Linked DNA regions of Mus musculus: all the other regions are linked to region 2. A link is a loop called in an ENCODE intact Hi-C map of the cell type or tissue named here. Cell type or tissue: heart. All regions are shown on one strand. Links, peaks and the distances in the headings refer to the core of each region. The heading gives the core; the rest is flanking DNA. Region 1 holds the start of LOC118027456 (a long non-coding RNA gene). Region 2 holds the start of Gm46977. Region 3 has its middle 48 kb from the start of Gm46977.

Region 1 (10,307 bases), core at 935-8,934, 210 kb before region 2:
ACAGAAGTCTGGGCTCCTGACCACTGTAGTAGAGAAACAGGTCAGAGCTAGAGACTCACTAAGTTAAAAGGCTCTGTCAACACTCCAGCATGGCCACATGTTAGTGTAGAAAGCCCTGTGTTACACTACAAAGGGTCCTTACTGAGGGCTAAAGGCAAAGCTGAGACAGATTTGCCCCAGAAAAAAATGTAAACCAGCTGCTACATGATAAAAGTGACTGGTTAATAGATCAACTGCCTGCAAGCGAAAGGGTCAACACTCTTCACAGGAATAGAATACAACCCGGAGTCTCTTTCAACGTGCTGACTGTAAAGTTCAGCCTCAACACAGCTTTTTCTAGACACAGAAGATGTGACCTGTTATTAAAAGGCCACCAACAGAAACAGATTCTGTGGTAATGATGGGATTAGCTAAAGAGACTTTAAAGGAATTTAAGGAAGCTGTTAGCATTTCAGGGACACCACAGTAATAATAAGTAATGACATACAGGAACTATCAAAACAGAAACTTAGAAAACAAAAATGAAGATTCTAGAACCAAAAAGTACAATAAACGAAATGAAAGAGTAGACTGGACGGACTTAATAGCATATTGGAGATGAGAGAGCAAATTAAAAACAAATTATGACATTAACTAATCAAATCTGTCTAAAGTGTACAAGGGAAGAGTGGGAGGGGAAAGGAAAGAGATAATGGTCAAGTTTAAGTAAGTAGAGACACAATATGAGCAAGAAACTAGAAAATTCCAGAAGCTCAGCAAACCCAAGCAGGTTACATACAATGGAACCGCACACAGGCGCTTGAAAGCAAGTCCGCTTAAAGTCGTAAGTCAAGGACAGTCTTGGGCAGAGTGTGGTGGTGTAAGCCTGTAATTTTCGCATTTGGGAGGCTGAGGCAGGAAGACTGTCAGGAGCTTCAGGCCAGCTTGGATTACATGGTGAATTTAAGGCCAGCCTGGGTCTCACAGTGAGAACTTGTCTCAAAAATCAGAGTGTGTGGGGTGTGAATCCTGAAGGCTACCGGTATGGGGTGGGCGAGAGAAGGTCAGGATAAGCATAATCATTGCTCATTGAACTCTTCCCCCCCTTCCCCCCCCCCCCGCAATCTGAAACTTGCTGAGTGTGTCTATATAATGCTGCCAGTGGAAAACACCACACTGTGACATTTGTTTCATCAACAAAACAACTGAAAAACATCCCATCAGATTCCCTGCAGGCTACAAATGTAGTGTATATATGAAATACAAAGAGAACTCATGTTTAGACTTGGGACTTATCACCAATCTGTCTCACCATAAGTCAACATTCCAAAATCTGGGGGAACAAAAAAACAACCAACCAACCTACCACGATCACCACCACCACCACCACCACTGCCACCCTGCACCCCCAACCCAAATCTCAACCTTGGATCCAATCCTCTTCTAAGAGACAGTCAAAGCCAGCCAACATGCACCATGCAGTTGTTCAGTTATGACTGCTTGCTTTTAAAGAGGGAGCGGGGGAGATCCACCAACCACCTGCAACCTTGAGGCCCTTTCTAAGACTTTGCTTCACACTGTATATGTTTTTTTTTTTTTTTTCCAGCAGGTGACCACTGAAAGCGCAGGCAGAGGCGTTTACTGGTGTGGAGCTGGAACACTGGCTTATGTGGCTCTCATTTTATAAGCAGTCTTTATCTTTGTAGGCCTATCCAGAAGTATTTATGGATGAAATGATACTCTGGGGAGGTGAAAAAGAGCCAGGTGGGGTACGGAGGGAACAGTTTGGTGGCCACAGGGTCTTGAGAGTGATGGTGGCCACATGGAGCTTTCTTAATGAGTCCTCTTCTTCTCTATAGGGGATGGATAGTTTCTGTTAGGAAAGTGTTGTTCGTTCTTTTCTTTTGAGAGACAGGGTCTTACGCTGCAGCAATCCTAACTCAAAGGAATTGCCTTGCCCCAGTCTCCCAAGTGCTAGGATTGTAGGCATGAGCCACTGTGTCTGCATAAAAGTTTCTTTTAGAAGTCCTGATCTGTGTTGCCTAGACAGAGGTTGGAATGGCACATGCCACTTGGCTCATATTCCTTCTAGGGCACTGACTGTTCTTTTTGTAGCTAAAATGGACCTAAATTTTGCCATCCATAAAAGACAAACTGACCGTGGTTCCTTTTTATTTCTCAGTGCAAGGTCACTGGAAAGCAATTACTCGGGACAGTTTCATTCTGGGTTACAAATATTTTCTAAATGTCACTCTTTGCTTAAAAGATGCCCCTCTTTTCTTGAAAGACTGTTAAGGATCATGGGGACCTTGCACTAGAAAAATATCCCATCTCCGGAATCCATTTCCCGTCTTCTAAATTACAACACAGACGCAGGCGTTGGCCGATAATCTGGTTACCTGCAGGCTCTCTTTGATGTCTTGGCTTCAAGGCTGGGGTGTGGGTGGGTAGTTGGGGCAAGCCTTACAAGGGTTGGGAAGTCAGGGAGGGCTCTGAGAGGAAGCACTTTCATGCCAAGGGGAAAAGAGGAACTGATGTAATGTCCTGGGGAGATTTCACTCTCGTTCCTGCCCAGGTCTTCGGGAACAATGAAGGAGGGAGACAGTGCTCCAGATAATTCAACTCAGAGTGGACTTCAGACTTTGGATCCTGGGCAGGAACAAGATGTGGAAGAGCTTGATTTATTTATTTCTCTGCAGACACCACTGAAAGAGGAAGCATTTGATGAAGCTGATAACATTAATGGCAGACAAGTGGATCTGAGGGTATTTAATTCCCGGCTCCTGGTGGTCTGGGCACAACCGAAAGGTCTGCAACAAGACCTTCCAAGCTTTGTCTCAGTACAAAGCTTGCACCCAGGAATGGAGTAGGCTCTGATCCTGCCCTGCTGCCTGTTGCTCTGTTATTCTAAGTTGGCAGCCGAGTGTGGAAACTTAAGAGGCCAGGGCCGGCAGGCAGAGGAGCTCTGGACACAGGAAACACACTGCTTTTGGACAGTGAGTGCGTGAAATCCCTCAGATGTGGGAGTCTTCTGTCTCAGGTTGTCTTTTTTTTTTTGGAGGGGGGTGTGGGGGAGGGGGTGGCCTTGATGTTTGTGCTTGGTAAGTTGCTCAACTGGAAAACTGGGAAACTGTCCATGCCACCCTGGTTCTGAAGGTCTTGATAGGGGAGGGGAATGCACAGGGAAGAGGGAGGCAGAACTACATAGAATGAGCGTGGGCACTGAGGCACAGGAGGAGAAACCCTAAGCCCAGTAAGGACCATTCACTCTGGCTGACTGTGTGCTTTCTGAGCACAGAGCTTTGTCTTTGTAAGTGTCTTCAGACACAGAGGACCCATTCTTTGAACCAAATGTAAAGCAGATCTTCGATGAGAAGAGTCTTATTGGCTTTCCTATCATTTATTAGCTCCACCCTCAACTCCCACTCATATGTGTGTGAGACCGGGTCTGTGATGGCTAGTCTTGATTGTCAACTTCATAGGATATGAAATCACTATGCAAACATACCTCTAGGTATGTTTAAGGGTGTTCTCAGTACGGATTTTGTTAAGAGGAAGACTCTGAATGGTGGGCAGCTCCATCCAATGGGCTGGGATTACGGACACAATGACACAGAAGCAAGCTAAGCATCAGTCTTCATGTCTCTCAGCTCCGACTATGGATTTAACCATATCGGCTGCTTCACCCTCCTGCCAACGTGCTTTGGACACCACAATGGACTGTGCCTTCACAGTGTGAGCCAAAAAGGCTTTCCCTTTAACATGTTTTTGTTTGCCATCTTGCCATAGCGATGAGAAAAGTAACCAATATAGAATCCCATGTAGACCAGTCTAACCTCGAAGTCACTACATAGTTAACAATGACCTTGAATTCCTGATTCTCCTCTTTCTATCATTTTTACTTGAATTCATCCAAACGCCCCAATTCAGTCACAAATAAACAATGAGGAAGTCCAAAAAGGTTATGGCAAACATCTCACGATCATATATCCCATGTCAACATATATCTCATGTCAACATTACATGTCACCCTGCATCATCCCCAGGTTCCATGAAACGAGTCAGGGGACTCACCAGCCTCAGGGCACTGTGTTTCACAGGATTCCAGAGAGAACCACACCTCGGTAGTTTTGTAAAAGAGCCAAACAAAAGGCTCCAGTGAAACATTCATGAGGTGGAAGTATATTTCATACACACACATCATGTCCTCTTAGCCCTATTATTGGGTTCCCAACTGTGCCTTCCCACTACCAAGTTCGTATGTTTTAACTTCCAGGCTCCCAGAAGGTGGCCTTTATGAAAAGGAGATCCTTGAGGACATAATTAGTTAAGAGGAAGCCATTTTATGTGTTACAGGTTCCAGCCCACTGTGGGCAGCACCATTCCCTGGTCAGATGATCCTGGGCTATATAAGAAAGCCAGGTGTGAGCCTGCGAGAAAACCAGCAATAAGCACACCTCCACGGTTTGTCTTCTTCTTTTTGTGAAAGAAAAATAGGCCAAGTTTAGTGAAAAAAACTGGGTAGGCTAGCTATAAATCTTGGCAGCTGCCAGGAGAAGGGGGATGGAGAGGGGAAGGAAGGAAAGCTGCCATTTGCAAGGGAGGGCAATAAGCACTCGTGTGGCTTCGAGAGGGCTTCAGAATACCAGAGAAAACATGCTTAGCCCTTGGATCAGTAACCAAAAAAGGTATAAAGAGAAGTTAAAAAGAAAAGTAGCGCTCTTAGTTCTAACCCAGAAAAGTGAGCAAAGTGCATGGCACAGTATACACAGAGCTGTCTGATGGCACAGTCTCCACAGAGCTGTCTGATGGCAGAGGCTCCACAGAGCTGTCTGATGGCACAGTCTCCACAGAGCTGTCTGATGGCAGAGGCTCCACAGAGCTGTCTGATGGCAGAGGCTCCACAGAGCTGTCTGATGGCAGAGGCTCCATGTGACTGCCTTGCCATGCTTTTTGCATCAAGTTCCGGCTATGACTTCTTTCAGTGATGGAAATGTAACCTGTTAGCTGATAACAAACTCTTTTCTCCTCTCAGTGGTTATTTTTATTTATTCGAAAATTTTATGTGTATGGGTGTTCTGACTGCATGCCTGCCTGTGAACCACATACACGCAATGCCTACGGAAGCCAGAAGGGGGCACTGGATCCTCTGGAATGGGTGTTACAGACAGTTGTTATCTGCCACATGGGGACTGGGAACTGAATTTGGTGGGTCCTCTGGAAGAACAGCAAGGTTTCTTAATCAATGAGCCATCTCTCCAGTCCCAGGGTTTTAGGCCATGGTGCTTGTCACAGCAACAGAGGGGAAACAGAATATCTTATTATTCAATATGACTGGTACCCTTATAAAAAGGAGGTTGCGGACATGGACACACAGGAGGAATGCTACGCCAAAGGCAAGGCAGGACCTCCAAGACAAGCAACACTACAGATTAACTGCTCACCAGACCTCTGTAGCTAAGACTGACTCTTAGACCTGGTCCTTCCCTCAGCTTTCATGGAAACCAACCCTGACCATGGGCTTCCAGAGCAGGGCATACTGAAGTGCTGTGTCTACAGCTGCCTGGTGTTGATGTTCGTTATAGCAGCCTAGCAGAATGCTACACTTCCCTGTCCCCAATTGCTTTTCTTCAAGGTTCAGTTTCCGCTTGGTCAGAGACCATCTACTGACCTTTTACCTAGCCACCTCCACTGACTTCCCCTTTAGGGCCTAAAGAAGTAAATACCTCTGGTTGGAGGGAATAGTTCAATAACAACGAACTCTGGGCTTTTCATAAGCATTTGGTAACATGGGCTGAAGGAAACAAAAAAAACGGTTCACTCATCTTCCCTCAGGCCAGGCAGATGCTGCCTGCAAGTGGGCTGTCTCCTCCAGTGGGCCAGCATAGATCATGCACACATTTGCAGACACACTCAGTGGTGGAGTCGAGAGGCCTCTCTAGGTTTCAACACAGCAGCCGAAAGAAGCGATGTAAGGAACCAAGGGTGCAGGAGTAGGGTGCCAGCTGGAGACGGCTCAGTGGTTAAGAGCCCTTGCTACTTCTGCAGGGGACACGTGTTCGGTTCTCAGCACCCACAGGGTTCACAACCATCTGTAACTCCAGTTCTGAGGGGATCTGCAGGCATTGGGTATACATATACCCAATATGCAGGCAAAACACTCATGCGCACAAAATAAAATAACTCCTCAAATAAACCAAGGGGAGCTCAGAGGGAGTTTAGTTGAGGAGTGCTTGCCCAATATGCACACAGTCCTGGGCTTGATCCCCAAAATTAAATAAGTGAGGGATGGGGGTGGATAGCTGTATTCATGGCAATCCCTGGCTACAATAGCGAGTTTGAGGCCAGCTTGGGTTATATGAGACCCTGTCTTTAAAAAAGAGGAGATCCTAAGGGGCAGAATCAGAAATGATCCAACTAGACTTGTGGGAAAATTTATCAACAGCTATCAGAGACTGGGGAGAGGGCAGCACAGAGCTAAGACTGAAGAAAGAGTCTTAGCATGGGGGACAGCCAATCAACAGCCCTTCAGCAGAGAACTTCCTTCTTTGGAGTTGAAATCCGCTAATTCCAGAGCCTGATCTCCAAGAGCCTGGCTAGATTTCCCCAACGTTTCGTGGAGACTTCCTGCCTTTCTCTGGAGTTACTCATGCATATAGGAATCTCCCACCCATGAAACTTTTGGCTGAAGAGGCTAGACTCATCCCAGACCTAAATGCATTGCTCAGACCACAGGAGAGAGGAAGAAGATTGAGGGCTGGTGGGAGATAGCAAGGGACTATGTGTACTGTCGGGTGCCTTCCTTTGCTGTGGCTAGCATCTGCTGAGGAGGGATGGCGGTCAGAAAGGACAAGGGCAAGTCAGCCATGGCCCTGAAACAGGAAGGAAGGGCCTTTGCCTCCATTTTGTCATCATTTAGTTGGGGGCAGGAAGTGTAGATCAGGCCTGCTCTTATTCTCCAGGGACCTCTGATGACCTGCCACCAGCTTTTAGAATCACAGCATGGAGAGGTAGATCTTATACTAAATGTAAGATGAGACAGCCAGAGATTCACAGAAGGTTCTGGGGGTGGGGGTGGGGGACGACGATACCTAGCACCCCCCAGGTCCCAGGATGCAACATGTATTCACTGCCAAACAGGCCAACAATGAAGACTGACACAGTTCCCAGAGCAGTTCTGAAAGAGATGGTGGAGTCTAGAGAGGTAGGTGTCCTAGGAGAGGTGATGGGCCTTTAATATGCATGGGAGGCACAAATCTGACACCTGAGCCAAGCACAGGTTCCAAAGATGAAGTTTAAGAAACATGGAACTGGAAGCAAAGAAAAAAGAAAAGGACCCTTTCACTCCAAGTTGGAGTTACTCAACCCCACTCAAGTGTACTGAAACACAGACCAGGGTATAAGGCTTATACATATTTTATCACAATTAAGAGTTTACAAGAAAAGGATGATTAAAAACTTAACTAAGTAACGGGAAGCCGTGCCAAATAATGACGACGGGTGACATTTACTGGGTGCCTCCTGACAGGTGCTTTTCCTGGAACACTTCTCACAGTAATCCGTTTCTTTCTTGCATGGTCCAAGGCAGGGACTGCTATTTTCCTTCTCTGACACACGGAGGAACTAACTTGCCCAGGGATACAGTGCAGATAAACTGGGGAGTCAGAATGCCCTTGAACATAGTTGGCCTGTCACATGTTCATGGTGCTCTCTGGCTCCTTCACGCATTGCACAGTTAAAATATGCAACAAAGATGTCATATCGTAGTTGGTGGCATCTTTGACACTTCATTTATCAATACTATTCCAGTAAGACTAGAGAATCGAGTGGTTTTTTTTTTCTTTCCATAATCAGTAAAGGCCATGGCCAGGGGCAGATAAAAGCTCTCTCTCTCTCTCTCTCTCTCTCTCTCTCTCTCTGTGGTGCTTCTGAGGCAACTGTAGGGAAGGCCTGGCTTCCAAAAGGGAGCTACACAGAGGCACCGGCTTCCACGTCCACCTCAGCATCTGATTCAGACCTTATCCACCCACTGGCCGGGAGGTCTTCCCCATGCCAAGTCTACTCATCCTGGGAAAACCAGCCACCCAGAAGGTTTATTCCTTCCAGTTTTGAGTACGCTTTTAAAATCATGAACCAGGGTTGGAATGTAGCTTGGATGTTAGAGTGCTTGCCCACCAGGCCACAAAGCCCTGGGCTCTGCCCTCGGGTACCACATAAAACCCAGCACGGGGATGTTCTAACATCCCAGCTCTGGAGAGGGAGATGTAGGAAAACCTTGCCTACTTTACTACATGGTGATCTAGAGGCCAGCCTGTGCTACCGAGATGTTGATTCAGAGAAATGGAATAGGTCATGGACTAAAAGACCTCTGCAAAATTCTCTTTGACATTTTGTTGTTCACATTTGATTGTACAAAGGGTCACCAGAGCCACTGTGCCCTCGTAGGGTCCTAGAAATTGCCTTAATATCATAATCTCTATGGAACTCTATCACTTTCCAACCATTTCCTCTATTTTCAGGCTTCATGAACCCTGAAAACTTACCAAAAAACCACGAGAAGAACACTCTGGTCTGTTGTGAACCTCACCTAGATTTAAATTTTAGCTCTGTGTGTTGGGAGATAGGACTCAGCAAGTAAAAAGCCCTTGGCATGAAAGTGTGAGGACCAGAGCTCAGACTGCAGCACTCACTGTGATGCTGGGTGGTTGTGGTAGCCCACCCTTAATCCCAGCAAGTAGGAGGCTGAGACAGAGGCTCCCTGAAGCAAGCTGGGTGGATTGGTTAGCTTTGGGTTCAAGTGAGAAACTGTGCCTCAATATCAAAGCTAGAGTGATTGAAGAAGACACATGACATCAACCCCTGGCTTCTACATGCATGCCTGTGTACACACACACACACACACACACACACAAAAGCACACATGCACATACAAAACCCTCCATTTTGCCCCTTAATTGCTTAGTCTCTCTTTCCTCATCTATAAATCTAGGATACTATAACTTGTTTTAAGGATGTTTGTGAAGACTGGATAATTTGAACACTTCAGAGCTTAGGAGGGCTGACATATAGCAGGCAGGACTCAATGTCACACGCCTAGCTTTAGTTATTTCACCAAACCTGTATATGGTTCCAAGGTGGTTCCTTAGAAACCTGGGTTTGGTAGTGATGGGAGGAGCAATGTTCCCCTCAAGAGCGAGACCACACAAAGGAAACTCCAGTGGGCCAAATCAGAATGCACGTCCCCTTCCTGTTCCCCCCTTTACCCCCTCCCCCAACCCCGAAAGGGGAGACTGCCATCTACGTTCTGGGCTGTTCCACTTACTAACTGCAGGAAAAATGGGACTGTGTTTTGATGTGTGGAATTCCTCAGTATGGCGGGAGAATTTCACATGTACCTCATGACAGAAAGCTGCCAGGAGAGCCCCTGTCCTCTCAACACTTCACCAAACCACCACAAAAACAACACTCATCAATCAATGTGTGTGTGTGTGTGTGTGTGCATGAGAGCGGGGGAGGGGGAGGGAAACACTTCACCAACCACCACAGAAACACTCATCAGTGCGTGTGTGCATTGGGGGGGGGGTGTGGAAGGGAGAGGGGAGCAGGTATGTGTCCAAAGGTGGGATTAAAAATGACTACCTCTCACTACCTCAGGAAAGAGTGAAACTGAAGAATTTAACTGAGAGGGGGCAGGTGTATGGGGAGAGCATCAGAGAAACAGAGATCTCCTTCTTTCTCCTTACAAGACTACGTCTGAACTCGCCTATAGAGGTCACTCTGCAGAGCCAGCCCCACTTGGATTTCAGCCCAGACTGGCAGCTTACTTAAGGAGCTTTTAGGGGACCAGTGTCAAGTGCATGTACATCTTGGGGACAGGGCCTTTCTTTGGCAAGAGTGGCAATCTGAGATACTTTCATCTCCATGGGATATTAAGGCGGCTGACTTTGGAAACCAGAGACTTAAGCTGCCACCACAATCACATCTAACAAGCTAGCTGTCCTTTACGACCATTTGCTGGTCCACATTTTCTGAAGACCAGTTTTGCCTTCTGGGTCTTGTGCATGTGCCAGCATCATGGGTTCCACTGCCTCCCTTCTTCTATATACCCACCAACCTACTATCATCTCCAGATCATGTATATAAGGTATATATAAAACAAATGAATCTCATGGCTAGTTTTCGGTCCCATTCTGACATATCGTATGCGCGTGTTTGTGTGTAGTATGTAAATATTGTAACGCCTGAAATGCAAACCCCTTCTGGTCCCAAGAATTTTGATAAGAGACACTCAGCTTTAACTCATAAACACACACTGAAGCCAAGTCAGT
Region 2 (10,307 bases), core at 1,231-9,230:
TGCGTGCCGGATCACATCAGCCAATAGAAGGTCTGTCTGTGCCAAGCCTTGCAAAAGGCCTGTGTCCGCTGGGCCACAACCACTTTCCGCTGTAACTTGGCTGGATTTAAAACTGCACAGGTTACTTGAAGGTGAAGGCTGACAGTGGAAAAGCCAACCTATTTGCCTTTGTCCTGTGACAAGACCGATCTTCTGGGGGAAAACACAAGACAAAACAATACCTGACCTCTTATAGAGAGATGGTCAACCAGCCCCAACCGGCGAGGAATAGAGAGAAGAATGCCACAGCACTGGCAGAAGGGCTACTACGGACAACTAACAAGGCTCCATGTCACTCTGGGTGACCCCAGCCTAGCAGGGAGAGCTTCTCTTTTACAAGAGTGTCAAACAAGGCTCTTCCCTGCTCTCCTGTCAGACACCTTACAATCAAATGGTCTTTAGAGGTGTCACTGATTGACCAATTCAGAAACTTTCACCTTGGAAACTCCACCCCGGTCTGACTCTGGTCTTTTCCTTAACAGAACAGACAAGGGCTCAAAAGTAAACAAAGTACTACCCCGCCCCCCATGGCTGCCTCTGGCCAGGCTCCTGTGGCCTCCACCTCACCAGTGGCTGAGGAATTTACTGCCGCTGACCAGCTGTTTGTGCTGCAGGAGAGCAGATAGGGAGGAGTGAGAGAAATCTCTCCTCAAAGGCGGCCTTCGTGCCTTTAGTACAACATAGCATCCGCTCCTCCTTCAAAGACTCACTCGCATCCTTCACCCCAAGAAAAAGTTTATCACCTACTGGACTCAAGTGCTGTCCCTAGAAGCAAGCAACTTGCTTGGGACTTGCTAGTAAACATCTTTTTTTTTCTCCTCTGTTTCTGTTTCTGTCTCTGTCTCTGTCTCTGTCTCTGTCTCTCCCTCCCTTTCGCCATCACAGTGCCACATCCCAAGGACTAAATGAAGCACACATCACTCACTGAAGCATTTTCAGATGATCTGAACTAATCCTGGTTCTTCTTGATCTCCACAGTTTATTATGGAACAGGATAAACGCAAGCAGCTCCATGGTGAGAATTTTCATGCACACACAGACCTAAAAACACCAATGGCCTAGGCACACATTCACAGATTGTCTCCACAGATAACAATCCAAAAAAACAACAACAACAAAAAAATGTTACTCGAATAGGTGGCGGAGAATACATTTGGAAGACACATGTAAAAATAAAAGACATTGATAAAATAAAAAATAAAGGAGGTACCCAGAAAGCCGGGAAGGGCTGGGTTACAGCTAGCCCGTATAATAAACAGTTCTGTGTTCCATCCCCAGAACCAAAGTTTAAAAAAATAAAATAAAATAAACAACCTAAGACAACAAGGAAAAAAATTGACATTGCGCGGAGTGCACACCACTTCCCTATCACACTTGAGGATGTGTTCCGATGGGGGCTTGGTTTCTCACATGTGTTAGCTCTTCTTTCCATTGGGATGCAGTGAAACAAGCGGTTCAACAGAGGCGCACTCCCTGATCCCAGCATCAACCGTGAGCCCATCAGGGCAGCAGGAATGCAGTCGGTTTAGAAGAGGTGGGAGAAGTCACGGGGTAGACCACCACTGTGACCCCACTGTGCCGTTTTTTTTTTTTTTTTCAACTGGAAGCTGTTGCTCTACCACTGGTCCAGATTTGTCTGCTGTCAGGTTTACTGCCATGGAGCCAAATACAGTTCACCATTCTAATACCCTATTATTCAGTTGCCTCTGTTTTTGTTATGAAGTGTGAAGTAAATCAGATTATCTATAGGACAAGACTTTTTTCCCCCTGAACTCGATGAAGAATCTAATTTATATTGCAAAGGAAAAAGTATCTCAGTATCCTAAATTCTTCAGGGAAGCACTCCCCGCTGCTCCAAAGCCTACCCCAGATATTCACCAACACAAAAGACCAAAAAGTTCTTCTGGGCTCTCCTGTGAGGCACAAAACAGAGACACCAATGCACCTTCGAAGTCCTCGGCAGCCTGACTTCGAACCCATGACCGTCATTCCTGATAAGAAACACCAAGGTCTGATTCTAATTATGAAAAACTAGTTAAGGCAGTGACAAAATACCTTTCCCTCCCATAGATCCTAGATGAACCGCTGTCACCGCCCCAGAGAAGAAAACAGGCTAGTTGCCCATTGTTTCCCCAACATCCATGCAAGGGGCACATATTAAATAGGCCAAACCATTAGAAAACTTGAGAAACTTCAGCCCTGCCCATTGAGCAGAACAGCTTGCCTCCTGGTGACTGGCAGAACCTTGAAATAAACGCAGCATGGGAAAAATAACTGAGGTAGACAGTCAAACCATCCTGCCTCCCAATGGTGGCAAACTTCACAACAACTTTTTAAAAGCAACTAACTACAGCACCTCAGCCTATATAGACAGACTGTGTATATACATGCACATGCGACTACCTGGAGGCAAAGGCTGTTTGCAAATATCCCTCTTGAACTTAGAGCAGGTCAGGGAGCTCCAAGACTGCAGCTTTTCCACACCAGCTTGGACTGTCAGAGAAGGTCATTTTGCTTAGCTACTTCTTTTCCACCCTTCATCACAGGAGTTTTCTACTTTCAGATTGCTCAACTTTCATATGCACTAGCGTAAAACAACTATTCAGCAACTTTATTCACCTTGGTTTAATTTTTTTTTTCATTGTGCAATGCCCAGGAAAAGCTGACACCAAGACTGTCTTAGGACTTGCAATCACAATCAGAAGAGAAGAGAGGGTAAAATTCTTGTGTGATAGAACGGGGGGGGGGGGGGGAGGAGGGGCGTAAAGAGAGAGAGAGAGAGAGAGAGAGAGAGAGAGAGAGAGAGCATCCTAGTGGAGCCCCTAGAACTTTTTCCCTAGAGACCACCCCTTGGGAACAAAAGTTACAATTCAGTCTCACGTTATGCGTAGGAATAAAGAGAAAGGGTTTTTCTTTTTCCTTTCTTATTTTTAAGCGCACTAATTACGGAGGTGCTCTACAGATCTGAAGACAACCCGGGTTCCTCCTACCAATTGAGAGCGGCATTACATTGTCAAAAAGAAAGGGAGTGGGGCTCTCTTTCTCTCTTGTCCTCTTGGGCTATTACCTTCCCCCTACCTTCCCTATTCCCTTCCCTCTCTCTCCACGTGTTCATGGCCTGCCTCTACTTCTCTACTCTCTCCCTCTCTCTGCTTTTTTCTGCCACAACTACCCTCTTGACTCCCCTCCCCTTGCCCTAAATAAACTCTATTCTATACTATTAAAAAAAGGAAAGAAAGAAAGGGAGTGGGGGGGGGAGGCAGGAGCCCAAGAGGATCTCGGCGGAGAGGGGTGCAGCAAGGTTACACTAAAGGGTACAGCGCGGCCGCGAGCTGCATCTCCTTTTCCCTCGCGCCCCAAATAATTCCCCGCCAGCCTAGCAACTGCACCAGCAGCCCCGGGGTAAGGGGGTTCCGATCGCCCAGCGGAGGAAGGAGGGGAATCCGATCGTTACCTTAATGCTAGACTGAGCAGGAGTCTCAGACATGTCTCACAGCGAAAGGGATCAGGAAGTTCTCAGTTTTTTTCCACTTTCCTTTCCTCTCCCCAACCCAGAAACGCTCGGCGGGGCAGCGGGATGCGGTCGTTTAAGAAGTTTCTTGCAGCATCGCTGGCGGCGGCCGCCCGAGGGGGAGGGGGGGCTCTTCTCAACGCGCGGATTGGGCGCGAGGTGCGGGGGCGTAGGAGCCGGCGAGCACGGCGTGGGGTGTGCGGGTCGCGGCGCGGCGACCCGGGCGCAGCAGGCCGGCCTGGCGTGTCTCCTCCCACCCGCGGCCGGCGCGCCCGCCCTCCCGCGGCGCTCGCTCGCTCGCTCTCTCGCTCCCTCGCTCCCTCCCTCCCTCTCTCTTTCTCGAATGTTTTCCTTCCTGGAAGAGAGAAACTGAAAGGCAGAACTGAGAAAGCTCTCTGCTCATTGATCTTGAGAGTTTCAGGGCAGAAACTGACGTGAATTCCCAGCACCCGGCTCTGCCTCTTAAAGGAGCCACCAGGAAATAAAAGCTCGGGTTACCGCGGGCCGCGGAGAAATCAAAAGGCGTGCGGGGGAGGGGCGCGGGATGCCCACTGGGCCGCCCCGAGGCGGAGGACGCCTTTGGGGAACCTTGCAGCGTGGCCCAAGGACCAGCAAGCCTGGTTCATCTCTCTCCCGACTCCCCTGGCTGCGCCTCAGGAGGACCTGGGCCACGCACAGTAGGGGCTTTTCTGTGCACTCCCAGAGGCGCAAATGCAGCCTGGGGACCGCAGTCTAGGAAGGGGCTTTCCGGGAAGGACGCGGCGCCGCAGGAGGAAGCGAGACAATGGCCTTTGTTCTGCGCGGCGACCGCGGCCGCTTTAAGAGAATCCACCAGGAAATGGGAGCTCGGGTTACAGGCTGCGCACGGGGAAGTGCAGGGCGCGACGCTGGAGACAAAGCCGCGCGGTCGCGCTCCGGCGCAGGGACGCGGCGAGCGGGGGTGCTCCCCGCGACGGGGGCGCCCCACGGCCTGACCTCCCGCCTTCCCCGATTCGAAATCCCCCGGCCATTTAAAGCCACAGCGGCCGCTACCAACCGACGTAGGTGACTGGACTACAAAGTTGACAGGGCGCGTTCCAGCAGATCTTAGCCCTCCCCTGGGCCGCTCCTCGGGCTCGGTCATTGGCGGAGGGGACAGCCCGGGGTCCTGCAGAGGAGGGGCTGCCAGAATCCTGGGGCTGAGGCGCTAGCCTTGAGCACCAGCGTTCCGATCACTCTATTTTTATTGCTATTTATAATCTCTTAAAATGCCCACCGCAGAAGATGGTGTTTAAATTCTAACCCTCTAGTCTATACAGGTTTAATATGTGGATATATAACGAAGAGCTTGATGCACTTCCATTTTGTGCTTTGACGGTAAAATAAACACAAATGTATGCGTGTATGAATGCATTATACTCATCTTCCCTGCTGAGGGTTTCCCAGACTCACCTCTGTATTCCCACCTCTGTAGTTTCTTGGGAAGGAGGCGTGGGGGTGGGAGGAAGCAGTATTGTTTTGAAGTAAAATCTCTCAATGTAACCCTGACTGTCCTGGAACTCTTTCAGGCTGGCCTGGAACTAGTTCTGCCTCTGATCTTTCTTATGTATTTATTTATTTCCTGCACACTTTTCAGCGTCGTAAAAACGTGCTCAGACTTTCATAAACAGAACTTCTGTTCATACATACTCATATTAGGACACTCTAAATGAAATTTTCCAAGAGTCAGGCTGGGAACGCACCCCGTTGCTGATAACAGTAATGTTCTTGGAGGGAACCTCCAAGGTACCACAACCCGTTTTGTCATCTAGTAGCCATATTCACCAAAAGAACTTAGTCTTGTTTATGCTAGGTCCCAACCGGACTGCATTTACCCATTCTTATCTCTCACGAGTACCTACCTTTGCTCCCGTGTTCTTGAAGCTTTTTTGCTGTTGTTTCTTACTGGGAATTTTCGTTGTGTTCCTGTGGTTGTGTTTGTTTTGAGACAGGGTCTGACAATGTGGATGAGACTAGCCTTGAAGCCTGGTCTATCTGCCTCCCAGTGCTGAGATTAAAGGCGTGAACCACCACACCCAGCCAGTTGGTTTTTAAATTTTCTTAAGTTTGTAGTCCAAGTTGGCCTTGACTTGAAGCAAAAAAATTCTCCCGAACCCGGGCCACTATGCACTATGCCCCTTTTAAGGGGCAGCGGGTGCTTAAACATCCATTTCTTTGTTTACAGCCCTGGAGATTGAACCTAGACCTCATGTGTTCTAGTCTAGTGCTCTCCTACTGAGCATCCATTCCCAGCTAAACAATTTTTGGTTTCCCTTTGCGTCTCTTAACTGATGTTTGCAGACATTGGATCTGATGGACTTTTGCTGCGTTAAGTCTTAGGCACCCTTACATCACTGATCTAACTGTAGGGTCTCCGATAACTTCTCAGCACTTATGAGATGGGAAGGGGTAGCGCCTATGTAATAAGATTCTCATACATATGAGGATGTTCACAATGGCCTTTCCTTTATCTGTGGGCTTGAAGCCAGACACTACACACATACACAGTATTCCTATATATAGTCTTATACATACATACATACATACATAGATATAGCAAACTGGGCACAGTAAGGGACTAACCATAATTATTAATAGACCAAAACAATTATACTATAATAAGAGCTAATAAAACATACTACTGTCTCTGAAAATTTCCATGTCCATGACTGACTGTGGGTAACTGGAACTGAGGAAAGCCACCCTGTGGTATTGGGGACCTCTTCTACCAAGAGTTTCTGTAGCAAAACATTCCATATTTTATGTGTTAATTTGTGTTAGCTATGCTGATTGCTTAAGCTCACGACTGAATTAACTTCCAACTTCCATTCCTGACATGTCCTTCTCCTAGTGACTCATAGAGGTGCCACTTTGAGGTAGAGTGTGTGTGGTTGCAAAGCCAAGTACACAGTAGCAGCTTTAGCAAACGCTACATTTACACCACAGTTGGCTGCCCTTTGGTAAATACTTGCAGCTTTATGGGCCAAATGACAAAATTGAGGACTCTGTTTAAATATCTATATAATAAGAGGGCAGGGAAGTCCACATACTTTGAAGAGTATTTTTAGTTCAGGTCTGTTAAAGGAATGGAGTTCTCTTTGTGGGGAATAACTTTTATTGACCTGAGATTCAAAGCAAGTATTGCTCATTCTTGTAGCCAGGCTGGCCCCTAATCTACACCACAGAGAATGACCTAAAGCTCCTGGTGCTCCAGCCTTCCCTCCCCTCCTGAGTGATGGGATGACTGGCACCCATCACCTTGCCTGCCTTCTTTAGTGCTACCTTTCAATGGGAATCCACGGGTTCAGTTCTGAAGTGTCTTTCCACCTCTACAGGTGCCATCACGTTTTCATGGCAACCCATAAGTGAATGATTTCACTTGAGCTTCAGTACTTTGAAGTCATTTTTAAAATTCTATCAGAACTCTACAGCGTCTCACAATAGCCCCCCCTCGAGCATGCAAATTAGCCACATTCAGTTGGAATTAGACGGACACTCAGTGGCAGGCAAATGGATTTTGAATATGGAAATATCCTTTGCATTTCCACTGACACGTTTTTAAAAACCCTCTTGGGACTGTAGCTTGAGTTCAGACAAATACACAGTCCGCAAACCCAGGCTGGAATGTTTTAACTGTTGACAGCGTGGGGGAGGTGTGAGAAACAGCTCATCATTATTTGTCCTGGAAGCGAGGTTAGTTGTGTTAAAATGATTTTACTCCGGTATACATCTTGCTTGTAAGTTCCATTTACCTTGAGGTTTTTAGCTTGAACTCATGACAAAAGATTTTCAGGTTTGTAGCAGAAGCAAATTTCCAAAGACATTCATTGTCCGGGGATGGCTGATGTGGGAAACTCACTTTATCCGTCCTTTCCTTGTGACATGGCTTTCATGTCTCTAGTCCTCCCTGTTTTCTGGCTTCTTGTGGTTACACTGGACACTTTCATGTTTCCATTCACCGACTAGATCAGTGGTTCTCGGCCTTGCTAATGCTGAGACCTTTCAATACAGTTCCTCATGCTGTGGTGATCCCCCAACCATAAAATGACTCCATTGCTACTTCATAGCTATACCGTGGCTACTGTTATGTCTCTTATTATGCATGTGTGTGAATGTGGCCACACACATGGTACAATGCGTATGTGGAGGTCAGAGGACAACTCTGCAGAATCGGGTCTCTCCTACCTTTGTTTATTTAGACCCTGGCACCAAACTCAGGTCTCCAGATTTCAGGTAAGTGACTTTACCTGTTGAGCCATTTCACCAGCCCTCAGTTTACATCTTAAATTATTACCATCTTTCTTCATATAAAGTAACTGTGGCCTAATGTGGTGATTCAAGCCTCTAATCCCACCATTGGGAGACAGAGGAAGGCCAATCTTGATGAGTTCAATGCCAGCCCTGTTGACATAGAGAGTTCCAGGCCAGGACAACAAAGTGAGACACTGCCTCAAGACACAAAAGCAAGCAAACAAACAAAAGTGATGTTACTCTGTTAAGAATATACATATAAGTGTCAGGCAGTGGTGGCGCACGCCTTTAATCCCAGCACTTGGGAGGCAGAGGCAGGGAGATTTCTAAATTCAAGGCCAGCCTGGTCTACAGAGTGAGTTCCAGGAGAGCCTTAGCTACACAGAGAAACCTTGTCTTGAAAAACCAAAAAAATAAAAAATAAAAAGGCTATACATATAAGAAATTAATAATTGCATAATTGCTTCTATCCATCCCCTATCCTCTGTGATATTGTAGTCTTATATTTTGCTTCTGCGGTTGTAAAATGTACTGTACATTTTAATGTGTGAAAATGAATAACAATTGCATATGATGAGGATGTGAAACTACATCTCTCTTTAATTTGTACAAATATTTCTCTTTTCTGCCTTTTTCTTTTCTTTTTTAAAATGTAAGCAAAAACCATGCCTCTTAAAGGCATAGCACTTTTATTGATTTATTTTTATTGGGTATTTTCTTTATTTACATTTCATTATTATTTCATGCAGACCTGTCTTTCCATCTCATACCACTTCCCTTTGCCGTCAAGCATTTCTTCCATGGCTGTTGGTGATGAAGTCCGTCAGCCTTGGTCTTCTTGAGTCTGCGTTTACTTCACATTCATTTTTGAAGAATATTCTCACTGTACATAAGCATGGCATTGGTTGATCATCTTCCCTTTTAGCTTTCTTCTTTATATTTCCCTTTTCATATGTATGGTATGAGTGTTTTGCCTGTATGTAAGTGCCTATTCAGGCTAGAAAAGAGCATTGGATTCCCTGAGTCTGGAGTTACATACCCTTATAAGACACCAAGTGGACCCTGGGAATTGAACCCAGATCTTCTGGAAGAGCAATCAATGCTCACAACCTCTGAGCCACCCTCCAGGCCCCTTCTTGACAACTCGAATGTGCTGTTCTTCTCCTGTCTCCTATTTCCTCCGCAAGCAAGTGTATTTTCATGTTTCTCTTCCTCACTGCCCAGCCCCAGCTACCCTGTTTCTCCCCTTGTAACCTGCTCCTGTTTCTTTTTTCCCTTCACATCCATGTGTTTCCCACCCCCCCCATCACTCCACACTACCTATTTCTCAACCCTCTCTTCGTTTCCTTTCTAGATTATTTTTACGATTTTCCATTATTCATATTAATTTATATATTTTACAGGCTGGGATTCCCATACAAGAGAGAACATGCAGTTTTGTGTCTCTGTGTTTGAGTCACCTCATTTAATATTGTGCTTTCCAGATCTGTCTATTTACCCGAAATATTATCTCACTCTTCTTTATATCCTTTGAATAAGTTCCCACTGTATACAGGCTGTAAAGATGGCTTGAACAGTAAGAATGCTCACTATTCTCAGAGGGGACCCAGATTCGACTCCCAGAACCCACATGACAAGCTCATAACTATAACTTCAGTTACAGGGGATTCAACACCGTCCTCTGACACTCATGGGCCTTCCACATGCACATGATGCACTTACAAACATGCAGGCAGAAACACCCATATACAAACAGATAAATAAACCTAAAAATAAAATCCCACTGAATATATGTATCACATTTTACAATACTGTATTGATGCACATCTAATCTAAGTTGGTCCCATTTTCTTTCTTTCATGAGTACAGCAGAAATAAATATTAGTTTGGTAAAAATAAACTTAATAGTTTGTATTTGGCACACGGTATGTGGTGTGTTATTTTCTGAAGCTGATCTAAAGATCCCTTCCTTAAATTTGGTTCAGAATTTTGGCTATGATATAGTTGTCTTGCAATATTCTGATTGATGCTGGCTGCAACGTATGGAACTGTAGGTTAATAATTTACTATTCATTTTTAGAAATGTCTCATTTATTACCTCTTTGAATACTTTATCTGCCCATTCTCTCTGTCTCTTTCTTCTTTTATTACTTTGATGATAGAACCGTTGGAATACATGACATGATTCTCTGAATCTCAAATACTGTGTTTTGTTTACCTGTAACTATGACTGTAGTTAGGGATGGTTGTGAACCACCATGTAAGTACTGGGAATTGAACTCTGATCTTCTGGAAGAGCATCCTATGGTCCTAACCCCTGAGCAATCTCCAGCTATTGTAGAAATGCAAATTAAAAACTACTTTGAGATTTTGTTTTACCTGTCGGAATGGCCAAGATTAAGAAAACAAATGACAGTGCAAGATGTGAGGTGTTTCCTTTCAAGTTTTTGGTCAAGGCTATCCTAGAGACATTACATAGAGACTATTG
Region 3 (10,307 bases), core at 1,222-9,221, 47 kb after region 2:
CTGTCCATCTAGACTTGTCTCCAAGGCGATTCCAGAGCCCGTCAATCGATGCAAAGCCTCTCAGTTCTCACCAGTTTACTCCGGGCTGATCTACGAATCCATCAGTTTCATCATTAGCATTGCAGAAAGTTTCACCAAATGGCACAATGCTCCGATGTGATGCGATGCGCTTACATCAAGACCCTTGCGAGAGTCTTCCTCATGAGTCCAACTGGAGATACAGCGTGCTTGTTGCAGCTGCTTGCTCCAAAGCCTTCTGAAGGGAGTCAGAGAAAGACAATGTCTGCCACTGAGTGACAGAGATTTAAAAATAGCCACAATTAAGAACCAAAAAAGAGTTCATTATAGCACAGTTAACAAAGAAAATGGTTATTTCTGTCACATAAGCCATCTTACAATAGTAACTCTATTCGCTAATAATAACATTATACCAGGGCAGATCATGAGTAGGAAAGACTGAAACATTAATTTCATACCCACCTGTGCTGATAGCATCTTTGTGTATTGAGATGGAAAAGCGAAGTGTCACTGTTGTGATGATGACTGCCGTTGAGATGGGGCTTTGTAGTCTAGGCTTAAAATCGTTCATCATCTTCCTGCCTCAGCTTTCTTGGTGCTTGGACTATGGAAGTGTGTCCCATACCTGGCAAGCATCACTTCTGAGTTGACAGTGTTCCACTCACGTTTTAGTACATCAAATGCTTGATTGGTTTAATATTTGCTCTTCAGAGTGAAAGAGAAAAGCCATTCAGGGTTTTCAGATGTTCTCTGGGGAATCTCAGACTCAGTTCAAAGTTTAGGAGAGAGGGAGGGACGGAAGGAAAGAGGAAAGAAGGAGGGAGGGAGGGAGGGAGGGAGGGAGAGAGAGAGAGAGAGAGAGAGAGAGAGAGAGAGAGAGAGAGAGAGAGAGAGAGAGAGAGAGAGGCCTTGTTGTGCATTGTGTGTGCTGACTCGTACCCGTAATCTCAGCACATGGGAAGCTGAGACGGGAAGATTCTCACAAATTCATGGCCAGCCTGGGCAACAGAGTGAGAATCTGGAACATAGCTCAATTTGTGGATTCTTGCCTAACATGCTCTAAGCTCTGGGTTAGACACCTAGCGCCATAGAAACTGGACGTGGAGATCATCATTGTGAGTCCAGAACTAGGGAATGAAGGCAAGAGGACTGAAAATTAGTGTCATCCTTGAGTATGTAACAAATTAGAAGCAAGCCTGGGACACACCCCTACAAGGTCACACATAATTAAAATAAAGTAAATAGGCAGTGGTGGTGCACGCCTTTAATCCCAGCATTTGGGAGGCAGAGGCAGGTGGATTTCTGAGTTCAAGGCCAGCCTGGTCTACAGAGTGACTTCCAGGATAGCTGGACTACACGGAGAAACCCTGTCTCAAACAACAAAAACAAAAAGCAAAAAACAAACAAACAAAAAAACCAACCAAACAAAAAATTGTCAATGACTATATGAATATACCAAAATATTGTGTGTAGAAAATTAACCACAGTTTTTTTTTTTTTTTTGAGTTTTAGGAATACTTAATTTATATAAACATTTTTTTTTTCTGTCTGAATCAACTCCATGGAGTTTTGGGATTTTCATGTAGAGACAACAGAAAATCAAAACCTAAGTTATATAAACAAAGGTATGCACAATTATATAGACAGATTGAAATAAAAATCCATAGCCTACATTTAAAAATTTATCCATAAATCATGTACAATAAAAAAAAAACTCACTGATTCCTATAAAGTAGAAAGACAAATTGTGGTTTTGGCAGATGAAACTGGGTCACCTCCTCAACGACACCTGAAATGTTTTATCAATATTTGTGAAATTTTTCACTTATTCAGTTGTTTCAAAAAATAACCCTTACTTTCATGTATATGAGTGTTTGGCCTGCATGCGTTTGTACATCACTGGCGTTTGATGCCAGGTCAGGCCAGAAGAGAGCACTGGGTCCCCTGGGGATGCGAGCTGCTACCATGCTGGCCCTGGGAATCTAACAGGGGTCTCCTGCAAGAGCAATGCAAGATCCTTAGTCTTTGAGCCATCTCGCCAGTCTCTTATTAAGTATACTTATAAATGGCTATAACTTTTTTCTTTAAATGTATTTTATCACAGATACCAACTGAACGTTTGTTTTAAGATGAAGGTGTTTTGAAAAAGAAAACGCTTTTAGATTTAGAAGTCCAAATTTCTCAAGGCTTCCCTGTTAGAGGGCCATTTTAAGCCAATAAGCCTTTCTGTTGACAGCCCTGGATCCAAGGCATGGCTCCATAAAACCTACAATGGAAACTTCCCCTTTCCTGAGACCCAGAGTTGCTGCCAAGGAGAAACTAATAACTCCTGACTGCATGTGGTAGCACACACATATGATCCCAGCACATGGGAGATGGGGGCAGGACGACCAGGAGGTCACAGTCATCCTCTCTCCCCTATCTAGGGAGTTTGAGACCACCCTAGGCTATAGAATCAGACCCTGTCTCAAAACAAACAATAACAGTAAGTGGATAGAATTGGAAACATTATTCTAATTGTGGTCATTGTGGGCCCTAAGGACAAATAAATGCCTCATGTTCTCTCTTCAAGTGAGATGTGCTTCAACTCTTTAGGATGCAATCTCTAATGCATCCCCTGTGCAAAGCCAGGAAAGGAGGAAGTGAACAGGGGGAAGGGCTGCCTTAAGGGAGATGAGATAGTAATACATAGATAAAAAGAAAGATAGGAAGACTGTGGAATGACGGAAAGGTTTAGGCGGACCTCGGGAGGAAGTAGGCCCCTGAGGGAAGCTGAGAGTTTTTGTTTGTTTGTTTGTTTTGTTTGTTTTCAAGACAGGGTTTCACCTGTAGTTCTGGCTGTGAGTGGAACTCACACTGTAGACCAAGTTGGGTTGGAATTTAGAGATCTCCCTGGCTTGCCTTCAGAGTGCCGGGAATAAAGATGACTGCTGCCCCCTCCCATGGGAAGCTGAGTTGTAATTGCTAATGACACTGACATAGCAGCCAACCGCCTTCTACGTACCTATACGTGGACCAGCACACAGAAGTAAGTGGTTCCCAGGCTGAATCACAGAACCTTCCCTGACAAGGAACAGTGGCAATGCAGAGATGATGGCAGGTCAGATGCAGATGAAGGCCTTGCCTTAAGCAAGTCAGTTACTCCATCTTTAAGGCTCAGGGAACGATTTAGCAGAGAGAATGGGAAGAGTTGAAAGGCTAGAAGATACGGTAAAGAGCTACGAAATGTGCTTCTTTAGACTCAGTACAGCTACTGTATCTCAAGTCATCTGTGGTTACCTTCACTGGCCCAGAGGACCAGTCCTATCAACAGTCAAGGAAGGTGGAGCCCACCCCCACCCCCCCCCACCCCCCGCCTCTGAAATACTGGCTGTTCAGAGATTCCAAGAAAGCAGGAATCATTGTCTCTAGTTCTGAACCCACTGCCCAGCCCATCAGGCTCCAATGGCTCGCTCTAAATCCACAGCCACACAGATGTCTCTGGTTAATCTGCATGGGTCACGAAACAAAACTAAAAGATGTGAACTTGAGAGAGAGGGAGAGGGAGAGGGAGAGGGAGAGGGAGAGGGAGAGGGAGAGGGAGAGAGAGAGAGAGAGAGAGAGAGAGAGAGAGAGAGAGAGAGAGAGAGAGATGATTCTGGGGAAGAGAGAGAGTGGACAGTGGTGGGAGGCAGGAGAGAGAGGTGACTGATCAGTGTATAAAGTATGTGAAATTGTTAAAAAAATAATTTAAATTTAATTCAATTAAAAATAAGGTAGGCAGCAAAGACTGTTATGGCCAACAAGAAGTAAGAAAACTCTAGTCTCCCTCAGGAGTTTCAGATCCACTGATCTGGGTGACTGGGTACAGGGACCCGACTGTTTCCAGGACAAACAAAGCAACACAAGCAGACAGCAGAGCCCCCCTATGGGCGGGGCTCCTTATTAAAGCAAACTCCAGCGGCAGCTGACACACTTACACAAAGGAAATGCTACCTGAGCACCCTGTGTCTGGGGTGCCTCGCCTGCCCGCTCACCACCTGACTTACGACAACTCAAGCCCGCTCAGCCAGCAGAAACTAGACTGGTTCCGAGAGACTGTGGCGGTTACTCTGCCAAACTTTCACAACAAAAGATAAAAGGAAGATCTCATCCAAGGGGTGTGTGTGTGTGTGTGTGTGTGTATTTTAACTGGTATCCCACAGCAAAGATAGTCTAAACAGACATGCCATGATCCTACCCATGAAATCCCCAGTTTGTGAGACTGGCTTGAACAGGCTTTGGAGTATGTCTGCATTTTAACCCATGAGTATTCTGGTCATTGTTGTTGGTGTTATTATTATTAATTATTATTATTTTTAAAAGGACAGAAGAAACAGGAGCAAAGGAAAAGAAGGGCTTTCTGGGAGGCTAAGGACCAGTGCTCAGAATACTTAACCACCACATCTAGGCACCAGGAACAACCAAGTCTTACAAAAGTTTCCCTCTAGATGGAATTTGGAAGGGAAAAGACACAGCATACATATTCACCTGGACTCGACAGATAGAAATCCAGGATGCTGACTTCAGTAAGAAAGTGCTGCCTCTTCCCTAAAGACCCAGGCTTCAAAAAAGACAGACTAATAAGAGAATTAACAGTTTAACTATGCACCTCCGTACTTAGCAGAGTTTCCCAAGACATGGGAAGAAAAGAGGCATGGGGGATGAAGGCTACTGCAGCATTTTGAACTAAACAAAGGGGAAGTGGTTCTAGGCCTCTGGGAGAAGGAGGCCAGTACTGGGGTGGAGGTGGAAGAGGGTGGTATTGTTGTCTTGTTATGCATATGTGGCTTCCAGAGGGAATTGTCTGTGAGCATCTCTCTTCCTTTACAGAGGTGATGTCCTGAATGTGCATCTTCTTTACAAATTTAGACAGTTAGGAAATTCCTCCCAACTAGCTTTTACTGTCCCCGAGGGTTGTTAATTATCATTAATTCAAAATGACCACCCTACCTATTATCATGTACCTGATAGAACTCAGTACTAAGGGGAAGAGAGATTTACTTAGGTGCTTGCTTTCAGGTTTCAGTCCCTGGCACATGGGCTCCATTGTTTCTGAGTTGTGGTGAGGCTGAGCATCCTGGAAAGGAGGCAGGAAGAAGCAAAGTTGGGTGCTGGAGAGATGGTTTGCTGGTTATCAGCAGAATGCTCTTTCAGATAACCTGAATTTGATTCCCAGGACCTACACTGGATGGCCTGTTAACTCCAGCTCCAGGGGCATCCAGTGCCTCTGGCTTTCCAGGGCACCTGCACTCAAGTTGACATACTCTTTACCCCCAGACACACACAGAGGTAAAAAGTAAACAGATCTTTAAAAGGAGAAAAGGAGAGAGAGAGAGGAGGAGGGAGAACAAGAAGAAGATGAGGAAGAAGGAGAGGAGGAAAAGGAAGAGGAGGAAGAAGAGGAGGAGGAGGAGGAGGAAGAAGAAGAAGAAGAACCAATGCTAAGGCTGCTGAGGTGGATGAGCTGGTAAAAATACTTGCTGTGTGTCTGTTGCCCTGAGTGCAATCTCTATAACACATGATGGAAGGACAGAACTGAATCACAGAGGTTGTCGTCTAACACCAACAGTTGGTTACACAAACACACACACACACACACACACACACACACACACACACACACACACACACACCCCACAGGATTAAAAGAAGAGGATTGTTGGTCTGGTGGTGGTCAGAACGGAGGCAGAAGGGACTCAGAACAAGATACAGATCCCAAGGCCATGCTCCCAGTGACCTTCTAGGGAGCAACCTTCTGCCTCCTGAGATGTCCAGAATTTCCCAACAGCACCACCAGCTGGGGACCCGGCCTACTATACATCATCAGCCTTTGGTGGTGGTGGTGGTGGTGGCACTTTTTATCCAATCTATAGTAGGTTTGTTTCAGTTTCAGCTTGAATCCCCTTTGTTGTTGTGGTGGTTGTTCATTTCTGGAGGCTTATTCACTCAGAGAATAGTTTTATTTCCTTCCATTAGTAATTTCTCAGGAAGCCCTGAAAAGCTTCCTCCCCTCACCATTTTTTAAAAATTACTTTATTTTTATTTTTATTTTTATGTATGTATCAGTGTGCCTGTACAGATGCCCTGAGAGGCCAGAAGAAGGGGGGCAGATCTCATGGAGCTAGAGCTAACACAGTTGTGAAACCCCTGATATGGGGGCTGGGAAGCGAACTCCGGTCCTCCTGGAAAGCAGGAAGTGCCCTTAATCTCTGAGCCATTTCTCCCGATGTGCTATAAAAGAAGAAAAATATTTCCTTATTTATATGTATTTATTTGTGTGTGTTGTGGGGAGGACACACACACACACACACACACACGTGCACACAGCTATGCATGCATGTGTAAGCCGGAAGAAGGAACCTGGTGTTCTTTTAGCTTTTCCCCTACTCCTTTGAGTCAGGGTCTCCTGCTGAAGCAGCAGGAGAAGGCTTGCATCTTCTCAGCGTCAGGGTCTTCTCATGCTGAACCAGGGATTTGCATCTTCTCAGCGAGGCTGGAAAACAGGAAGTCTTAGTGATCTTTCTGTCTCTGTCTCACTCTTTGCTACGCGTAAACGTGAACTATAGGATACCTGGCCGTTTACACGGGTCCTCATGATTGTACAGCAAGCATAAATAACTAGCCATCTCTCCAGCCTTCTATTTTTCTTTTTTTCACACCAAGATAAAAAAAATCTTAAGAAAAAAAATCTCTCTCTTTTTTCCAGATCCGTTTTTATTTTGGAGTTTATTCTCGCCAGTGTCCCTCAGGGGTTCCCATGATATCTCTCTGGAAGCAGACAATTTCAGGGCTTAATTCTTTCTCCTCATCTGACCTTAGCTCTTCTCTTGTGCTTTTCTCGTTTGTCCTTATTACACGCAACCCCTCACTCTCTTCCTTCCGTTTCCTCTCATTAATAACTTCCACCGAAGCCTCCCGAGAGCCAGCCTCTAAATCTCGCTCCCAGTTCTCTCACCTTTGCCTTTTCCTGCCCTTCCCATAATTTCCTTCGAGTGTGCGCTTATGCTCCAAATCCATTTCCTTTGCTGAGCTAATCTCGCCATTTAAGGGAAAAGGTCTGAGACGGGGGAAGGACTGTGCAGAAACGGCACCAAGCTCTGATCGACGTTAGAAAGAGCAGCACAGATGGGCAAGTCCCCTGGTTCTCTGGGCATCTCTTTCTTATCTGGGAAAAACGAACAGGTTGGTCCAGCACCAGCTGGAAACTCAAAGGCAGAGTCCAGGCGGGTTCAGGGAAGCACTGAAGCAGGCCAGCCAGGGACTGTGGGAAAGTCTGAGCACAAAAGCAGTATTCAAAGAGCATAACCCACCCCCACCCCACCCCCTCAGCTCTGGTTACTGCTACAGGGACGTGTTGGTCACCCAGGGCAGACAGACTGTCCAATTTTCAAAAGTTATCAAGAACCTGATTTTTAAAAAAAAGTGAATAGTTCTATCCCAGGAAGGACAAAGCCACCACAGAGAGAGAGGACAGGTGCTTGCTCCATCCTGACTTCCAGTTGAAAGCCCTGAGGAAAAGGATAGCTGATGGGGTAATATATGTCTGTTATCCCAGGATGTAGGAAGCCGAGGCAAGAGGAGTGTGAGTACAAGGCCAGCCTTGGTTAAAGAGCAAGCCCCTGCCTCTAAAATAAAATGACATAAGCAAACTCCTGTAATTTTAAAGGTTACACTTATTTTAAATTATGAATCAAACAAGACACATGTCACTTGTGGGTCAGGGTTAATCCTTAGCTGCTGTTTGTGTAAATTAGATGAGATGGTGTCTGTGTGTGTGTCTGTGTCTCTGAGTGTGTGCGTCTCTCCGTGTGTGTGTGTCTATGTGTCTGTGTATGTGTGTGTGTATGTCTGTCTGTGTGCATGCATGCGCTGTCCCTCACCGTGCTAGGGTTAAAGATGCGTGTGTGCCTATGCCCAGCTTTTTACCTAGGTGCTGTGGATCTGACCTTTGGTCCTCATCCTTCTTACACACCAATTACTACTCACAGAGTCATTTTTCTCACTCCAGGATGGGATTTTTACATTATTGACACGTCTAAAGTTCCATGACTCTCGAGTTCCTGCTAGGAAGAGGCACACATTCTTTCCCACCTCCGGCCTGAACGTTCTGCTCCCAGCCTGATCCACACATCTGCTAGGAATGTGTGCTTCCTCGCATGGCTGACCCTGGGATGCACAGTCAGGTCTCACAGATGGATGGGTCATTCCTTCAGAGGAAACCTTCTCTTATGGCTCCTTGTTTGGAGGCAAATTTCTGTCTTGCATATTCCTATAGACTGGATTGGCTTTAAGCATGTCTCTCAGAGAGCCATCTGCTGGGTTCCCTAACATTGCAGTGTTGAGGTGATGGAATCTTCAGAGGTGGGAGGTGGTTGGGGCTCTGAGGGATTTGAAGGGATTAATGCACTTTTGTGGAACTCCTGTTTGTAACCTTGACAGCAAGTTGTCATAAAAAGAACAAGCCCATCTCCTCCATGTCTCTTTACTTCCTCTCTGACTGTGTAATTCCCTCCTCCGCATCATGACACCTTCTGCCCTGTTATGATGTAGAGGAAGGGCTTCAGCTAAGGCCAAAAAGGGGGGGAGGGTGTCACTCAATGCAGCCTGCAGGACTGAACCAATCAGACCTCTCTTTAAGGAAGTTTTAGCAACAGAAAATGGACTAAGACACTTGAATTCCACATCATAGTAATTTACAAAAACTTAAGGCTCAGAATCCCAGGCAAAGAAACAAATGCTAAAAATAAGCAATGGATGGAGCTGCTTAAAATGGCAAGAAAGCCAAAGTGAACAGGGATTCAGGAGCAGCCTTTACTAACCAGCTGCACTGGCGCCCTACTTGTTAACTAAGTGGGATGAAAGCCCGTATTTCTGCCTTTATTTTGTCTGTCTGTCTGCCTACCTATTTTGCTGTTGCTGACTACATAGAGATGAGCCATCCTCCTTAGCCTTCCTTCTGGAGTCACGTTGGATTCTTAGACCAGCAGAACTCTACAGGTCAGATCAGTCACCTCCACCCACATGAAGGCTGATGTCCATGGGGGTAAGGCTCCACTCCAGAGCAGATGTCATCATCTCCCCGAGGACCAGCTTGCCTCCATGAGGCAATCAGGGCTTCTTCAAAGCCCCTTTCAGGACTAGAGCTGAGACAATGACCCAGGAGACCACACCTAGGTCAGGACTGCTTGATTATGCTTGCCTCTCTCCTCCCTGTCTGCCTATTTTGAAGTCCAGTACTGGTACTTGTACGGCAAAGACAGTTTGGGGGTCATGAGACTCCTTTATTTGTACTATTAGTGCTGTGGTTACATTGAATAAATCTTCCCAATTTCTTTATCATTGTTTATTTCTTTAATTGGTATATTAGGATGGGTGGCCAAGCCAAGCTTGCTGGGATTTCCAAAGCTTTCATCTAAAATAATTACAAGGGATATCTTTACATTTTGCCTTATCCTGCATTAAATCTTGGGTAGATGTTTTGTTTTACTTTGATTTTATGTGTACGGGTGATTTGCCTGCATATACGTCTGGGTACCACATGTGTACAGTGTCTACAAAGGCCAGAAGAGAGCACCAGGTCCCCTGGAACTAGAGTTACGGTTCTGAGCTACATGGGTGCTGAGAATTGACCGTAGGTCCTCTGCAAGAGCAGCAAGTGCTCTTAACCACTGAGCCGTCTCTCCAACTTCTATACACATTTCTTCCAAAGAAGTTGCTCTGGCTGTCCCTACAGGCCAGCCTTCCCTAGACCAAAACCTCTTTATCTGAGTTCCCCTCCTGCATCCATCCAAGGATGGTTGTAATGTTTTCATTGAAGCCTGATAGCTTTGCCTTCTTTCTGATCTTACTGTTGACCATTCATGAGTACGTCCTATTGTTCCCTCCAATAACTGAATCTCAAGAATCTTCATATTTAAGCGTGAAACCATGAGGCAAAGTAAAACCTTGTTTCCTCAAGTTGTTTCTGTGAAATGTTTTTGTTACAATGACAAAAGTCTATTATATTATAATATATTATATTGAATACAGTGTCTGATATATGTAGAAAGTACTAAAAAAATGCTAGCTTCTTTGACTATGCAATTACCAGCTCTGGCTACTTAAAAATAACACAAAATAGACCCTCTATTTTGTATTTTGATTCTACTTTTGTTACAGATATTTTACTTAATATTTTAAAATAATTCAGACAAAACTTTGTCCTGCTACAAAACACCAATAATTCAAGATTCAATTTTCAGTTTCTTAAAACTATTCTGTATATGTGT

Evidence for each region. Hi-C counts contacts between places; a loop is a spot of excess contacts. Peaks named below come from ENCODE experiments on the same cell type or tissue, not always from the same donor. Only the 100,000 strongest peaks of a DNase experiment are listed, where the experiment ranks them.
Region 1: a loop joins it to region 2, with 4 times the contacts of the local background. A loop is called at or near these places in 4 of 42 quality-filtered maps.
Region 3: a loop joins it to region 2, with 6 times the contacts of the local background. A loop is called at or near these places in 6 of 42 quality-filtered maps.

The regions. Positions count from the first base shown.
Region 1 is chr6:134,235,995-134,246,301 of GRCm38, reverse strand. The region is part of intron 4 of Etv6 (ets variant 6); the gene reads right to left. It overlaps LOC118027456 (a long non-coding RNA gene), which reads left to right and starts at 2,583. Exons shown (of 4, transcript NR_169154.1): 1 at 2,583-2,975; 2 at 4,336-4,443; 3 at 7,120-7,183. It overlaps Gm17089 (predicted gene 17089), which reads left to right. Exons shown (of 2, transcript NR_169155.1): 2 at 1-568. In heart, for the core only: a CTCF peak has its summit at 5,102 (motif pointing right); a DNase peak (open chromatin) is centred at 2,471; H3K27ac peaks cover 2,796 bases.
Region 2 is chr6:134,029,325-134,039,631 of GRCm38, reverse strand. It overlaps Gm46977, which reads left to right and starts at 4,320. Exons shown (of 4, transcript XR_001785383.2): 1 at 4,320-4,590. Etv6 (ets variant 6) reads right to left here and starts at 3,932. Exons shown (of 8, transcript NM_007961.4): 1 at 3,494-3,932. The coding sequence starts at 3,526. In heart, for the core only: CTCF peaks have their summits at 2,331 and 4,278; DNase peaks (open chromatin) are centred at 3,651, 4,071, 4,321 and 5,031; H3K4me3 peaks cover 4,276 bases; H3K27ac peaks cover 4,299 bases.
Region 3 is chr6:133,981,867-133,992,173 of GRCm38, reverse strand. No RefSeq gene overlaps it. Among named protein-coding and RNA genes, the nearest start is that of Gm46977, 48 kb to the left of the region's middle. In heart, for the core only: a CTCF peak has its summit at 5,840; a DNase peak (open chromatin) is centred at 7,033; H3K27ac peaks cover 284 bases.